3 separate regions of the Homo sapiens genome follow, and regions 2 and 3 are each linked to region 1. The links are chromatin contacts, found by Hi-C or POLR2A ChIA-PET in ENCODE. All regions are on one chromosome and are shown on one strand. The core of a region is the stretch at or near the end of the contact, and the rest is flanking DNA. Distances in the headings are between cores, read along the strand shown.

What was found. Hi-C counts contacts between places; a loop is a spot of excess contacts on that map. ChIA-PET counts read pairs that join two places held with the same protein, here RNA polymerase II (POLR2A). Pooled maps may share reads with other maps.
Region 2: a pooled map shows a loop between it and region 1 (13-fold over the local background). The contact joins the enhancer-like site here to the promoter of LINC00944 in region 1. A Hi-C loop is called at or near these places in 1 of 168 maps with a recorded cell type or tissue (HCT116), 9 of 37 single-sample maps with no recorded cell type and 11 of 50 pooled maps. POLR2A ChIA-PET finds 5 or more read pairs at or near these places in 2 of 52 experiments (A673 and OCI-LY7).
Region 3: a loop to region 1 is called in a map of GM12878, with 2.2 times the contacts of the local background. The contact joins the enhancer-like site here to the promoter of LINC00944 in region 1. A Hi-C loop is called at or near these places in 1 of 168 maps with a recorded cell type or tissue (GM12878), 24 of 37 single-sample maps with no recorded cell type and 5 of 50 pooled maps.

The regions. Positions count from the first base shown.
Region 1 is chr12:126,770,353-126,775,449 of GRCh38, forward strand. It overlaps LINC00944 (long intergenic non-protein coding RNA 944), which reads right to left and starts at 1,910. Exons shown (of 5, transcript NR_033878.1): 1 at 1,727-1,910. RefSeq lists enhancers at 1,484-2,683, 2,159-2,238.
Region 2 is chr12:127,124,165-127,129,261 of GRCh38, forward strand. The region is part of intron 2 of LOC107984449; the gene reads left to right. Among named protein-coding and RNA genes, the nearest start is that of LINC02405, 66 kb to the left of the region's middle. RefSeq lists enhancers at 1,642-2,841, 1,707-1,776. Within about 2 kb of position 1,952, at least 5 of the 41 ENCODE cell types and tissues checked have a DNase peak (open chromatin) inside an H3K27ac peak, as active enhancers do; they include HCT116, where a contact is called at or near this core.
Region 3 is chr12:127,040,103-127,045,199 of GRCh38, forward strand. All of the region lies in intron 1 of LINC02405 (long intergenic non-protein coding RNA 2405), which reads right to left. Among named protein-coding and RNA genes, the nearest start is that of LINC02405, 18 kb to the right of the region's middle. RefSeq lists an enhancer at 1,936-2,065 and a silencer at 2,049-2,249. Within about 2 kb of position 2,114, at least 2 of the 41 ENCODE cell types and tissues checked have a DNase peak (open chromatin) inside an H3K27ac peak, as active enhancers do; they include GM12878, where a contact is called at or near this core.

The sequences.
Region 1 (5,097 bases), core at 660-3,159:
AGAACAGCATGGGAAAAATTTCCCCCCATGATTCAATTATCTCCCACTGCATCTCTCCCACAACACATGGGAATTCAAGATGAGATTTGGGTGGGAACACAGCCAAACCATATCACCATATATTATTACTTCTGTTTGTAAATTACTTCTGTGAGTAACTCATTTGGACTCTCACTCACTGAGAGGGGAAATAGACTTAACATGATAAGGGAGGGTTTGTTAAAGAAAAATTTGTGGACATATTTTAAAGGCACCTACCTAACAAACAACCTCAGAACCTCAGTGGTTTGAAACAATAAGGTTTATTTCTCACTCATGCTATAGGTTCTTCAGTGATCAGTAGAGAGGTTCTGTTCATTATGATCAGATGCACAGGACAAATGAAAACCACTGTATTGAATACTATAGATCACTCTGGAAGAAGGAAAACAAGCTTTGGAGAGTCTTCAGCCAGCAGTTAAAGACCCCCATCTAAATACCACATTATTAGAATAAATAACAAAAACCACATAACCATCTCAGTATACCCAGAAAAAGCATTTAACAAAATCCAACACCTTTTCATATACATTTTTAAAAAACCACTCAATAAATTGGAAATAGAAGGTAAAGGACATCTACAAAAAACTCCACAGCTGTCATTATAGTTAATAGTAAAAGACTGAGTTATTTTCTCTTAAGATCAGGAATAAGACATGAATGTCTACTCTTATAACTTCTATTCAAAATTTTCCTGAAATTATCCAAGATAATTAGGCCAGAAAAATAAATAAATAGCATCCAGTTTGGAAATAAAGAAGTAAGTCTATTTATATTCAAACATGATATGACCTTGTGTATGGAACATCTTAAGAAATCCACTTAAAACCTATTAAAACTAATAATTAGTTGGACAAAGTTTCAAGATACAAGATCAATATACAAAAATAAATTGAAATTCTATATGCTAAAAGTAAGCAATCCAAAAATGATTTTAAGAAAATATGTAATTATATTTATAATAGCACTCAGAAATAATATGATATTTAGGAATAAATTCTTAAAAGGAAGTGCAAAACCTATGCATGTAGCACTAGAAAACATTGTTGAAAAGAATTAAAGAAGATTTAAATAAATGGAAAAAAATTCATGTTTGTGGATTGGAAGACAATATTGTTCAGATGGCAGTACTCCTCAAATTGATCTATAGATTCAATGTGGTCCCTATCAAAATTCTGGCTGGATTTGTTGTATAAATTGAGAAGCCTATCATAAAATTCATATTGAAACACAGGGGACTTAGAACATCCAAAACAGTTGAGAAAAATAACACATTTAGAGGACTCACACTTTCCAATGTCAGACATTACCCGGGCACAATAATTAAAGAGTGTGGTATTGGTATAAAAAAATGACACACAGACCAGTGGAATAGACTTGAGAGCCGTAAAACGTACCGTTACATTTATAGTCAATTGATATTCAACAAAAATTCCAGACAGTTGAATGAGGAAAAAAATAGGAAAAATAGTCTTTTCCACAACTGCTGCTGACAAGTATGTTTTGGATCCCTTCCTTACACCACACACAAAAATTAACTCCAAATGATCCACAGACCTCAATTAAAGAGTTAAAATTGTAATACTCTTAGATGAAAGTATAGGATTAAATTTTTGTTGCCTGGGTTAGGCAAAGCTGTCTTAGAGACAACACTAAAAGTACAAACAACAAAATATTTTGTTACTACCTGTCTTCCTGATGTGCGTCTAGTCTAGGCTGTTTTTCTTGTTATTGTTACTGAGACGAGAAGTCTTCTTCCGACCGAAGGTTCTTCTCAATCGAAGGGTTCGTGGTCTCACGGCTTCAAGGAATGAAGCCGTGGACGGCAGTGGCGAGTGTTACAGCTCGATTAGAGAGTGTGCTGCGGCAAGATTTATTAAAGCGAAAGTGAAAGGAAAGCTTCCACGTGGGGGAAGGGGACCTGGAAGGGTTGCTGTTTCTGGCTTGGGTATCTTATGCTTACATCCCCTTATGACCCCTGCCCTCTTCCTTTTTCTGTCCTATAGAATCAGCTTATTTTCTATCTGCTTGTGGGTTGGCGGGCCTAGTTGGTTAAAAACATCAGGCTGAAGCTAGAGCTTAAACTCCCTATATGACTGGTTCAAGTTTCAACCACTTAGCTTGCAGCTATGAGTCAGTTTGTCTTAGGGGAAAGTCCCCTTTGATTGGTTGAAGTTTCCATCCCTTAGCTTTCAGCTATGACTCATTTTGGCTTAGGGGAAAGTCCCCTTAGGGAAGTCCCTATTGACCCAGGAAGTCCAGCCAACTTAGCCACTTAGTCCCTCATTACAACTCTTCCCATTTAACTGAATGAACCACTCCTTTTTAAAAAAATCACCACTTTTTTTTTTTTTTTTTCTTAGAGACGGAGTCTCGTTCTGTTGCCCAGGTTGGAATGCAATGGCGCGACCTTGGCTCATTGCAGCCTCCGCCTCCCGGGTTCGTGCCATTCTTCTGCCTCAGCCTCCTGAGTAGCTGGGATTACAGGCGCTGGCTAATGTTTGTATTTTTAGTAGAGATGGGGTTTCACCATATTGATCAGGCTGATCTCAACCTCCTGACCTCGTGATCCACCCGCCTCGGCCTCCCAAAGTGCTGGGATTACAGGTGTGGGATTACACCGCACCTGACCTAAAAATCACCACATATTTTAAAGCACTATTTGTCTCAGGGCATTGTGGGATTTCAGTGATGAACTGGATTTAGCTTTTAGGTTGAACAGGAAACGTCAATAGAATTTTCGGTTTTCATGTCAGTGCAGATCTCGCAAAATAAAAATAAATGTGGCATTGGCTCTAAGGGCAGGGCCCATACACTAGTCCAGGCTATTCTGTAAATGATTAACACATCTCCAGGAGGAGATTGCCGCCCCAGAAACACCAATTCTGCTAAATACTGAAAGCAAATCTCACACTTGGGTTCTTGAGATCCCATAGAGTGTGGCTTTGCCATTCTAATCTCCTGGGGAGAGGGGAGATGTGGCAGGAAGAGACCACTGCACAGAAGACTCCTAGGCTGATAAGAATGTGTGAAGATGACCTGCAGATGAATATGCAAAGGAGAGTGCATGGAGACCACCAGCAGAGGACTAAATTAGAAGAAACAATCTGGAAGGGTGCAGGCACTGGTTTGGCTGCCATTAGTCTGAAATCCATACAGGAATTCAGAGGGGAGACACATGTTGCTAGAGAGACCAATTCAGGGCTAGAGAGAGGCAGAAGTGAATCTTCAAAGACAAGAGCTAAATTTTCAGCTGTAAGGAAGGAAAGAGATATTATACCAAGGTGCCTTGATTCTGATGGTCATGGTAAGTCATTCATTCATTCATTCATTCATTCATTCATTCATTCATCTGTTCGTTCATGCAGATTGTGGTGGTGGCACACAGGAGTTTAGTTTCAGACATATTAATTTAAAGATGCATAGTAGATATCTAACTGGAGACAGGTATTGGTAGTTGGATGGAGGAATCTTGAAGTAGGAAGAAATATTCAGGCTGAAGATATGAACTCTGTGATTTTTATTCTTATGTTTTTAAACTATTAATATATACCTTTTTCTGAAATCAATGAATTTCCCCAAGCAACTCCAGACAGATGTCTGGGGCCTCATTTATTTATTGGTTTCATAAATCTGAGCCCTCTTTGATTTAGCGTTATACAGCCAGCCCATCCCGGGCCTGATCTTTGCCATCCTAATCATGAACTAAGCCCCTGCCATGTAATTGTGTGTCTACTCCTCTGCCTCCGGGGATTGTAAGTACAGTGTTCTTCTTTATGCATCAAGATGTTATTGCTGAGATGTGAATCATGCAATTGCCAGGAGGGTCTCTGATCCCAGCTGCAACTTCTCCATTGAAGACTAGCACGCCCTACAGGGGGTTCAGAATAAAGGGAACCTCTTGACCACCCCTGAGAGCCCAGCCAACCAGCAACCCCAATGCATGAATATATGGCCATGACCTCAGTAGTGATTGCTCTCTCTTGGATAGGCCAATCTGTCTTCTAGAAAGTTAAAATTCTTCAGTTAAAAAGGCTCATGTGGTGCAAACTTGTAAAGACAAGAGGGGGGAATGTTTCACATTCTAATGATCTGTTTTTGAAAGTAATTTGAGGGTCCTTATATAACTCTGCTTTTTTTATGTTCCCACTGGATGTGCAACTATGTCATGCACGAGGCTGGGGACACCGAATGAATGAATGGAAAGTCAGTGAATAAATGACTGGGTTCTACGTAGACTCTGCCCCACCTGGGATCCAGTGTCTCACTGAGCAGCTGGTGAAACCTGATGCCTCCACTTCATACCTCTGTGACCTCCCTACTCCCCAGTTGCCTCTTCTAGCAGTAGACATGATAGACTTTCACTTGCTGGCCTCATTAATTCCAAAGATGACCTTGTGACTATGTCTGGCCAATGGTTTGCTAGCAAAAGCCAACCATCCCTCTTCTGGACTTGAGCATTTAAATCCCAGTGTCAAAACTTCCAGAGCTCTTCTTTCCCTTCAAGTCCAAAACCAAATAATCTAAATTTAGAATGGCATGTATAGTATGTATTACTTATGTAAAAATGGTGCAAAAAAGGGTGCATAACCATGTAATTGCTTGTAGATATATAGGATATTCTAAGGAAAATCAATAATAAACAGTAACATCTCGATCAAAATATCCCAACGCCAGTCCCAGATAAACGCATAAACATTTACCTCTAGAGCCCCAAATAATAGTTTCCCAGATGTGACTGCCTGCTCACTGTGTATATTGACAGAGGTTGTTGAAGTATTTCTTTTTTTTTTTTTTTCCGAGATGGAGTCTTGCTTTTCTGCCCAGGCTGGAGTGCAGTGGTGCGATCTCGGCTCACTGCAACCTCCGCCTCCCAGGCTCAAGTAATTATCCTGCCCCAGCCTCCCAAGTAGCTGGGATTTCAGGCATGTTCCACCATGCCCAGCTAATTATTTTTGTATTTTTAGTAGAGATGGGGTTTCACCATATTGGCCAATCTAGTCTTGAACTCCTGACCTTGTGATCCGCCTGCCTCGGCATCCCAAAGTTCCTGGCTGC
Region 2 (5,097 bases), core at 702-3,201, 350 kb after region 1:
ATAGAGGGAGGGGATAGAGGGAGGGGGATAGAGGGTGGGGGATAGAGGTAGGGGGATAGAGCATGGGGGATAGAGGGTGGGGGATAGAGGGGGGGACAGAGGGTGGGGGATAGAGGGTGGGGGATAGAGGGTGGGGGATAGAGGGAGGGGGATAGAGGGTGGGGGATGGAGGGGGATAGAGGGAGGGGATAAAGGGTGGGGGATAGAGGGAGGGGATAGAGGGAGGGGGATAGAGGGTGGGGGATAGAGGGAGGGGGATAGAGGGAGGGGATAGAGGGAGGGGGATAGAGGGTGGGGGATAGAGGTAGGGGGATAGAGTGTGGGGGATAGAGGGTGGGGGATAGAGGGGGGGACAGAGGGTGGGGGATAGAGGGAAGGGGGATAGAGGGTGGGGGATAGAGGGTGGGGGATAGAGGGAGGGGGATAGAGGGTGGGGGATAGAGGGAGGGGATAGAGGGTGGGGGGATAGAGGGAGGGGGATAGAGGGTGGGGGATAGAGGGAGGGGGATAGAGGGTGGGGGATAGAGGGTGGGGGATAGAGGGAGGGGGATAGAGGGTGGGGGATAGAGGGAGGGGGATAGAGGGTGGGGGATAGAGCATGGAGGATAGAGGGTGGAGGATAGAGGGAGGGGGATAGAGGGTGGCAGATAGAGGGTGGGGGGATAGAGGGTGGGGGATAGAGGGTGGGGGATAGAAGGTGGGGGATAGAGGGAGGGGATAGAGGGGGGGACAGAGGGAGGGGGGATAGAGGGTGGGGGATAGAGGGAGGGGGATAGAGGGTGGGGGATGGAGGGGATAGAGGGTGGGGATAGAGGGTGGGGGATAGAGGGTGGGGGATAGAGGGAGGGGGATAGAGGTAGGGGGATAGAGCGTTGGGGATAGAGGGTAGGGGATAGAGGGAGGGGGATAGAGGGTGGGGGATGGAGGGGGGATAGAGGGTGGGGGATAAAGGGAGGGGGATAGAGGGAGGGGATAGAGGGAGGGGGATAGAGGGTGGGTGATAGAGGTAGGGGGATAGAGCGTGGGGGATAGAGGGTGGGGGATAGAGGGGGGGACAGAGGGTGGGGGATAGAGGGAGGGGGGATAGAGGGTGGGGGATAGAGGGTGGGGGATAGAGGGTGGGGGATAGAGGGAGGGGGATAGAGGGTGGGGGATAGAGGGAGGGGATAGAGGGAGGGGATAGAGGGAGGGGGATAGAGGGTGGGGGATAGAGGGTGGGGGATAGAGGGAGGGCAGCCTTGCCTCTGATTGCTAATGGGAGGCAGGCTGGGGTGGGCTCCAGTGCACAAGTCCTGGCTTGCATGGCTCAACTCCCTACAGTGCTGAGGGAGGCGATGCTGGACTTTCTTACCAGGACAGGTGAGGGTGGGGGCTTGAAAGGGGTCAGGGGCCAACCATTAAAAATGGAATCAGACTCTGTATCACAGCAGTGATGTAGAATATTAAACTCAGCTCTCAGGACACCAAAACCACTAGGGGGTTTCTACCCCACAGCAGCTGCCATATACAACACGGTCATGGAGACACACACAGACCATATGCAGGCAACAGCTTGCATTTTGAATATTACTCACCACTGTGAGTCCTGGGCTGCATCACTCCTCACTGGTGAGCCTGTCTCCTAGGCACTCTGGGGATGATCAAAGTACCTGTATTGTAGGACTGTCCTGAGAAGTAAATGAGAGATGCTTAACTTAGAGCCTGCTGTGTTGTAAATGCATAAACATGGAACTCAGTTAATCATCATTCACTCAACAGCATCGGTCTATCTTCCTGCCCACAGGGTTCTGCATCCAACCTCAGGCAAAGGTGCAAGTCATGGGGGTTTCCCAGTGAGTGGAATGGCCTGATGGGCGTGTCATCTCTACTCCTCCATGGCTGGGAAATGTGGATGAGTCATTTGCTTAGCAGGACTTTACTGAGCACTTTGTGTTTTTGTTTTGTTTTGTTTTTGTAATTGTGTGTGCTAGGCACTGTTCTAGGTGCCACAGACACAGCATGAAACAAGATAGGCAAGATTCCTGCCTTGGGCAGTGTACATCCCAGTGGGATGAGTCAGTGATGCCCATATTCACAAATGAATAAGCAAGGTGGCTTAAAACAATATCAGTTTGCTGTCTTATACTTTTAGAGGTCAGAGTCTAGAAATTAGTCTGTGTGGCTGAAATCAAGCTATCAGCAGGGCTGTGTTCCTGTTGGAGGCTCCAGGGGAGCATCTACTCCTGGCTCTGTGTTCCTGTCGGAGGCTCCAGGGGAGAGCGTACTCCTGGCTGTGTTTTCCAGTTTCCAGAGGCCACCTGCAGTCCTTTCCTTAGGTCCCTCTGCCAGCACTCCTGACACTCTAACCTCTGCTATTGTGGTCACCTCTCCTCTGACTCTGACCCTCAGTCCTTCTCCTTATTAGAAAACATGATTACACAGGACTCACACAGATAATCCTGGGTGATCTCCCAATTCAAGGCACTGAATCACATCTGCAAAGTCCCTTTTACAAAATAACATGTTCAACAGCTCCAGGGACTAGCCTATGGACATTTTTAGGAGCCCTACTACACTTGCATATTGCAAAACTTTGTATATTAAACCTATGAAAAATGAGTTCAAATCAAAATCACACATCCAAATGGCCTACAATCTCCAGGAAGATCAGATACATGGGTCAAAAGGAAGAGGCATAGCAATGGAAATTTATATTAATTTGCTCAAACTGACATAACAAAGCTCCACAGACTGGGTGGCTTAAACAGCATAAATGCATTTCCTCACAGTTCTGGAGGCTGGAAGTCTGAGATCAAGGTGTCTGTAGGGTGACTTTCTTCTGAGGCCTCTCTCCTTGGCTTGTAGGTGGCCGTCTTCTCCCTGTGTCCCCACATAGTCTACTCAGTGTCTGTATCCTAATCTCCTTTTTTTTTCTTTTTTCTTTTTCTTTTCTTTTCTTTTTTTGTTTTTTGTGATGGAGTCTCACTCTGTTGCTCGGTCTGATGTGCAGTGGTGCAATCTTGGCTCACTACAATCTCCGCCTCCCAGGTTCAAGTGATTCTCCTGCCTCAGCTTCCAGAGTTCACAGGCACCTGTCATCACATCCAGCTACTTTTTTTTTTTTTTTTTAGTAGAGATAGGGGTTTCACCACATTGGCCAGGCTGGTCTCAAACTCCTGACCTCAGGTGATCCGCTGGCCTCAGCCTCCCAAACTGCTAGGGTTACAGGTGTGAGCCACCGTGTCTGGCCTAATCTCCATTTCTTATAAAGGCACCAGTCAGATTGGATTAGGACCTGCCATAACAACCTCATTTTTATTAAATTACCACTTCTCTAAAGACCCTCTCTTCAAATACAGTTATATTCTGAGGTCCTGAAGGTGAGAAGTTGAACATACGTATTATGAGCACACACAATCCAGCTCATGACAGAACCCAGAGCAGCAGAGTGGGCTGCAGTGACAGGAGGAGGAACTGATCTGTCTAAGGGGGCGACAGCTCCAGCCAGTGGTCACCCCATAGAAATGTGGGCTTCTGAGACATAATAGTCTCCTGGATTTTCAACAGAAGTCCAATGAAAGTTTTCATTTTGTTTGTTTTTGTGTATGTTCTTGCTTACTGTTTAAATAAGCCATCCTGGGTTAGCAACCTGCATACCCAGACTCTCTCTTATCCCTCTGGACACGCTGTGGGAGAAGAGAGGGGGCTTCTTTTCTCCTGCTTTGTCTCCCCTCCCTTCCATCCAGGTTGGTGATGAGTTGTAGAGGGAGAAGATAGAAGATGCAAGAAAGAGGCTACCTGCCTAGGACTGGCATGAGATGGTGCAGGTGCTCTCTGGGCAGGGCACATGTTGAAAGCAGCTGTTTTTGCAAAACATCCCCATACAAAAAAAGGAGTAGAGGCCACCACCCTTGACTCGTCCAGCTCCTACACTGGACTTTGACTTCCATGAGGGCTGCATAGAGGCTGACTTTTGACTCTAACCCCTGGGATGGGCACAAGGCCAAGCCACAGACAGAAGTCAGTAGATACCTGTTAAATTTATGAATAAGTCAAAGAAATGCCTTGGAAAGAGAAAGATGTTCTATCAGGAAATAACCCCCTGAGAAATCTTGCAGGTCTGCACGTGCGCTGAGGCTGAGGGGCCTCTGGGACTTCAGTCAAGGCACCCAGATGAGTCGGTGGCACCCTCTGCCTGCTCTATCTTGATGACAATGAGAGGGATGATCTCAGTTTCCTCTCTGAGCAAGAGAAACACAGATTTTAAAGGATCCAGCAATCTGTGTTGAGAAACTACTTACAAATGACTTGTTTTCATTGGTCTGTATAGGAGTATCAAAAGCTCTTCAATTTCTTCAATAATTTCATCAGAATCCACTAATGAGATAGCTGAACCAAGATATGGGAATTGCAATCAACAAAATCAGGGAAAAGGAAAAGCTCTTTGATTTACTCACATTTGTTCCTTCCTTTTTCTGCAGTCTTATTTGAATGGGGACAGCTAGCTAATGACTATTCCAATTCTGCCAAAACCTGAGAACGATGCCAAAATTCAACTGACAAAATATTAACAAGATACAACTCTAAGGAAAGGTTGGCAATACAATTACATGCACAAAGAGTAAACAAATGCTAGCCTTTCTCTCTAATTGTCGCATGAGAAGACATTCCATGGTTTCAGGCACATAAGAGCTACTTCAGGAATCAAAGGCTCACTAAGGAAGAGCGGGGATTTGTGATGTAATAGGAAACATTTCCAAGCCTTCATTACAGAGCAAGGGAAAACTGAGATTCCTCAAGCATCATGAAACGAGATCTTCCCCGAGTCTAAGAGGAGCCCACTAGAGAGGCATTATAGGCGTTTATGCCTCTCTAGGATGCCAGGCAGGCTTCAGGCTGTAACCCTGGAGGCTGGTGAGGAACCTACAAAAACAGGAGCCCTCAGAGCTGGGGCCAGCTCCTTCCCCATGACTTCCTCCAGGTAAACCCTCTGTGCACCTAAGGCCTGAAAGGCTCACAACAGGGTTAAAATAAAAGCTGTCTTTTAGTGACAGGGTTGAATCTTCAAATGCCTGGTGTGCACAAAACATACACAAACTTATTTGCAAGTAAGCAAAA
Region 3 (5,097 bases), core at 864-3,363, 270 kb after region 1:
GTGTGTGTGTGTGTGTGTGTGTATCTAAGTATTTGTCTATGTTGTGTGGAAAAAGTACAGAAATGAAGAAGTGGGCAATTCTTGAAGGATGATGTTGGGCGAGTAAATTAAGATACACAATGGGGAAGTGATATGGTTTGGCTGTGTCCCCACCCAAATCTCATCTTGAATTGTTGCTCCCATAATTCCCACGTGTTGTGGGAGAGACCTGGTGGGAGATAATTGAATCATGGGGGCGGTTTCCCCTACCCCGTTCTTGTGTTAGTGAATAAGTCTCACAAGAGCTGATGGGTTTACAAGGGGTTTCCCCTTTCCTTTGGTTCTCTTTTTCTCTTGCCTGCCACTATGTAAGGTGTGCCTTTCGCCTTCCACCGTGATTGTGAGGTCTCCCCAGCCATGTGGAACTGTGAGTCCACTAAACCTCTTTCCTTTTATAAATTACCAAGTTTCAGGTACGTCTTTATCAGCAGCATGAAAACAGACTAATACAGGGAGAGAATAGAGCTCCCCATCTTCTGAGATAAGACCTTGCTGTCAGTATGGCCTTGGGGCTATATGCTGCAATCATCCCTATACACAGCTTAAGATAGACAATACTCTCACTCCTTCTAATGCTGGCTTACCAATTTTGAGTCAAAAAATTACAAAACACCTAGTTCTGTGTGATGGGCTGCCTAAATTTCATGAGTAAGTTTTCCTTTCTATTTGTTGGAAATAAAGCACAAAAGTCCATTTTATATTTAAACATTATTTTGAATTCAAATTTCAAGGCATTTTGAGATCTGTTGCATCATCAGTGATTCTCAAAGTATTTCTAGAAAATCTAGTGCTCCTAGATGCTAGTGGAGGAAAGGCATCTCTGGTTAAGTTTATTGTGGGTTATGTGGCATATATTGATCTTGAGAGGTAGCAATGCACGCTGAAGGCCCTTAGAAGCTTTGGAATAAAAAACATGACTGATAATATTTTTAATGCTATTTTTCAACGTGTTTGTTCAGAAAAATCGTATCTACCCACCTATCTATTAATATCTATCTACTTATATGTTTATACCCTTATTCTCACTAAACCTCCATTTCTTCTACGTGAAATGGGTACAATGCCACAGGATCACTGTGACAGCCTCGTGCGTTCATGACCGCACGGTGCTCTGGATCATATCTGGCATAAAATAAGCACTCGGCAAATGTGAGTGACTGTATCAGGCAGTTCCCACATTGCTGTAAAGAAATACCTGAAACTTGGTAATTTATAAAGAAAAGAGGGGCCACGCACGGTGGCTCACGCCTGTCATCCCAACACTTTGGGAGGCCAAGGTGGGCGGATCACTTGAGGTCAGGAGTTCGAAGCTAGCCTGGCCAACATGGTGAAAACCCATCTCTACTAAAAATACAAAAATTAGGTGGGTGTGGTGGCACATGCCTGTAATCCCAGCTACTCGAGAGGCTGAGGCGGGAGAATCGCTTGAATCTGGGAGGTGGAGGTTGCAGTGAGCCAAGATTGTACCACTGCACTCCAGCCTGAGTGCTTCTTTTTAAGACTTATTCTCAAAAAAAAAAAAAGAGGTTTAATTGGCTCCTGTTTCCACGGGCCCTACAGGAAGTGTACTAGCTTCTGCTTCTGGGTTCTGGGGAAGCCTCAAGAAGCTTCCAATCATGGTGGAAGGTGAAGGGGAAGCAGGCACATCTTACATGGCCGGGGCAGGAGGAAGAGAGAAAGTGGGGAGGTGCCACACAATTTTAAACAACCAGATACTGTGAGAACTCTATCATTATACAGTACCAAGGTAGATGGTGCTAAACCATTCATAAGAACTCTGCCCCCATGATCCATTCACCTCCCACCAGGCCCCACCTCAACACTGGGGATGACAATTCAACATGAGATTTTCTGGGGACACAGATCCAAACCATATCAGCAATTAAGCAGACACAAGGTGGATTTTAAGACATGCTTCAACATGTACTCTAGTCTAATGTATGCCAGCGTCAATGATAATCCGGCTGAAGTGCCCAACTGAGGCTACCCTTTAAACTAAAAATAATCAGTTACTATTTTATAAGACTGACTCAGATTGAGAAGTCTCAAATAGTAACTGAGAATCCTGTATGTTTCGCAACCTCCTTCACATTTGTTTCACCTACAGTAAATTCCAGCTGCTCACACAAAAAGAGGAAGTGTGCAGATGGGTGTATTTATATATGTGTGTGATTGTGTATTTTATATGTTGAGCTGAAACTCAGGGAAATTGGGCTGTTTCCTTTTCTTGTTTCTATTTATTTTCTTAGTTATTAGGTTGAGACCTGTCAATATCATTCACTTGACACTTCCATGCAGCATGGACCACAACACACTCTTCTCACTCTGGCTCACACATGCAGCCCTTTCTACATATCAGGCTATGAGCTTCCAACTTTCTGAATAACAAGATATCTATTTCCTTGCAGTTTCACACTCTGTTCACACTTGATTTCCCTGTTTATTTGCTTAGTCAACCCTACTCTCTTCCAACACCCCTACCACACTCTTTCCTTATGCTACTAGATCTTTAATTGGCCACAGTGATCATGCTCGTTTATTAATTTTAAAAATATTTATTGACTGTCTGCTCTGACCTGGCCTGTGCTGGGTGATGTAGCCCCTAACGGGCAAACATTCCAATCTGTTATATTTGCTTCTCCCCGTCTCTCTCCAGCACTCACAACACAGGCTGAATATTGTAGCAGTATGTGTGAGACGTGCACAAGGATGAATGGAAGATGGATAATATTGTATAAACGGAGGGTTGAAAGCAAGTGCTCCACCTGAAAGACAGTTATAGTTACAGAAATGAAAACTGATACTTTTTTTGAGATACTTCATAATTTCAAGATGCAATTATATCTCCATAGGGCAATAGGATCCCATAATTACAACCACAATCCTTCGGGCCCTGCATTTTAGACTCTATAGCCCCCAGAGCTCTTGAGCCCTCTAACACACTGCCATCCTGGGAAAACACTCTGGGGACCCCCTCTAACAGGCCTGATGCACCTGGTGAAGCTTCTGCTTAGAGAGGGGTCACAACTCAGCCTGGATCTTCAGGTAAAAGGTTGGAACATCAGGTATTCCAGGTTCACAACATGACTCATTCTAGGAGACTCCAGCTAGGCTCTGTTGTTTGACAGAGGATGGCCAAGTTGGTCTTAAATGAAGGCCTAGGTTGGGGCACGTGCAGATCCAGGCGGAAAAGTCAACCCATGGGATGCACCTGGGACATGCCAGGTGTGGACCCTTGAGGACCTCATGACTGCATTCTGCAGGGAAAAAGACAAGAAACCAATCAGACATGTTCACTGCGGGGCTTAGCCTTGCTGAAGAAAAACAAGAAAATGCCTCAGTTGGAGAAAGATCCTATGAAGGCCATCCTGAGAGGTAGGGAGAGGAGAGTATTGTGAAATGAAGTCATCCAAAAAGGGGATTTGGAGCCACGGTATTAGTGAGATCATACCAGACATGAGAATGACTCTAGGCTGAGCCACAGTGAAGGAACTCCAGCAGGTGAGCATTGGGAAAAGAGGCAGAAAGAGCCTATCTGGGGTCAGCTCTGGGATTGGGTTCTTAGCGGAGTTGGGCTTGTCACCCTCGGCGGCTAGGAACCCATCACCTATATGATCATGCTCCACAGGAGATCCATGCTTCTTGGTGTGGTTCCATTGATACCTGTAATCATCATACCTCAAGCTCAAGCCTGGCTGTATCACCAGGGGCAGCCAGATAGTAGCTTTGCAGACCATGTGGTCTCTGTCACGAGCAGCAGCCACAGGCCGTATGTGTCAAGTGTAGCATAAACATGTATAAACAATCAGATGTAGCTTTAAATTCTTTCTTACAAAACATGCATTGGACTGAATTGGTCCTGAAGGTCATTAGTTTGCTATCCCCTGAAGGAGTCTGTAGCTTGTCTGAATATGAAAATAATTACACCAAATGCTTGGTTAAAACAAAACAACACAGTAACAACACTTTAGTTTCTGCCAGTAAAAGTAGGAGAGTCAATAATACACAATGGCTAAGAACTCAGTCTCTAACATTAAACTTACTTGAATCTAGTCTATAACCAATTCTTAATGGTATAACCCTGGGAGAGTTTCTTGGCTTTACTAAGCCTCGACTTCTTTGTCTGTAAAATGAGAATAATAGATGAATTTACCTTTTGGAGTGTTCTAGTGATGCAGCGATAATGTATTTAAAATGCAATGATTAGAACCTGATATGTGTATGGGTCAATTTATATGAACTATTGTTATTAGCAATATGTTCTCCTATCATGAACCTAGTTGGAAAGACATAACCTCAGGTGAGACAAACCTTTGGTACAACAAAGCCTGCTTGATAATCTCATTACCAATAGTACATTTCTAACTTCTTGCCACTCTCTCATGGTTCATGTTTTTGAGGATCACCTTTCTTCAGCTGGTCAGGAGCTTTGAAGTTCCAAACTAATAGGACAATATTAGCAAATAAGTAACGTATAGATTGTTGTCACAGTAATTTAAGAATGTTTAGCCAAGGAAACATCTGGAATGATATCAGATACGTTCTAAAATATATAATCTGACAGATTAACTTCATGGAGTTAAAATTGTCCTATGATGGTTCTCAGAAAATCGCTTGAGTTTGCTTTACTGCTTAGGATCAGATTATAGCATTAAAGTAAAGGAACATTGATACCCTCCTTGGTCTCTGACCCAGACTGGAGTCAGTTCTCATCATCTGCTGCTAATCTTTGTACCTCTTCATAGAGATTTTCTTAAATTCCAAAAGAGCAATTTTCTGATAAGGATAGTAGTAATATCAGCTAATGTTAACTTCCTAAAACTACATAGTGAAACTTAAGCTGGAGAAATGCCATCTCCTTTGCCTTTGGAGGAGCCAGAACTATGGAATAAAAATGACTACATGCTTATCATGTTTCCTGATGGGAAAGTACACTTCACTGACCGGTAGTTAGCCTCATGAACTCTTAGTTACTTCCAGAATTATCACTTCTTGGAAGTGATTACACCAGGGTCAGGGAGACCATTTTATTTCCCTTTATTTTTACATTAGACAAGG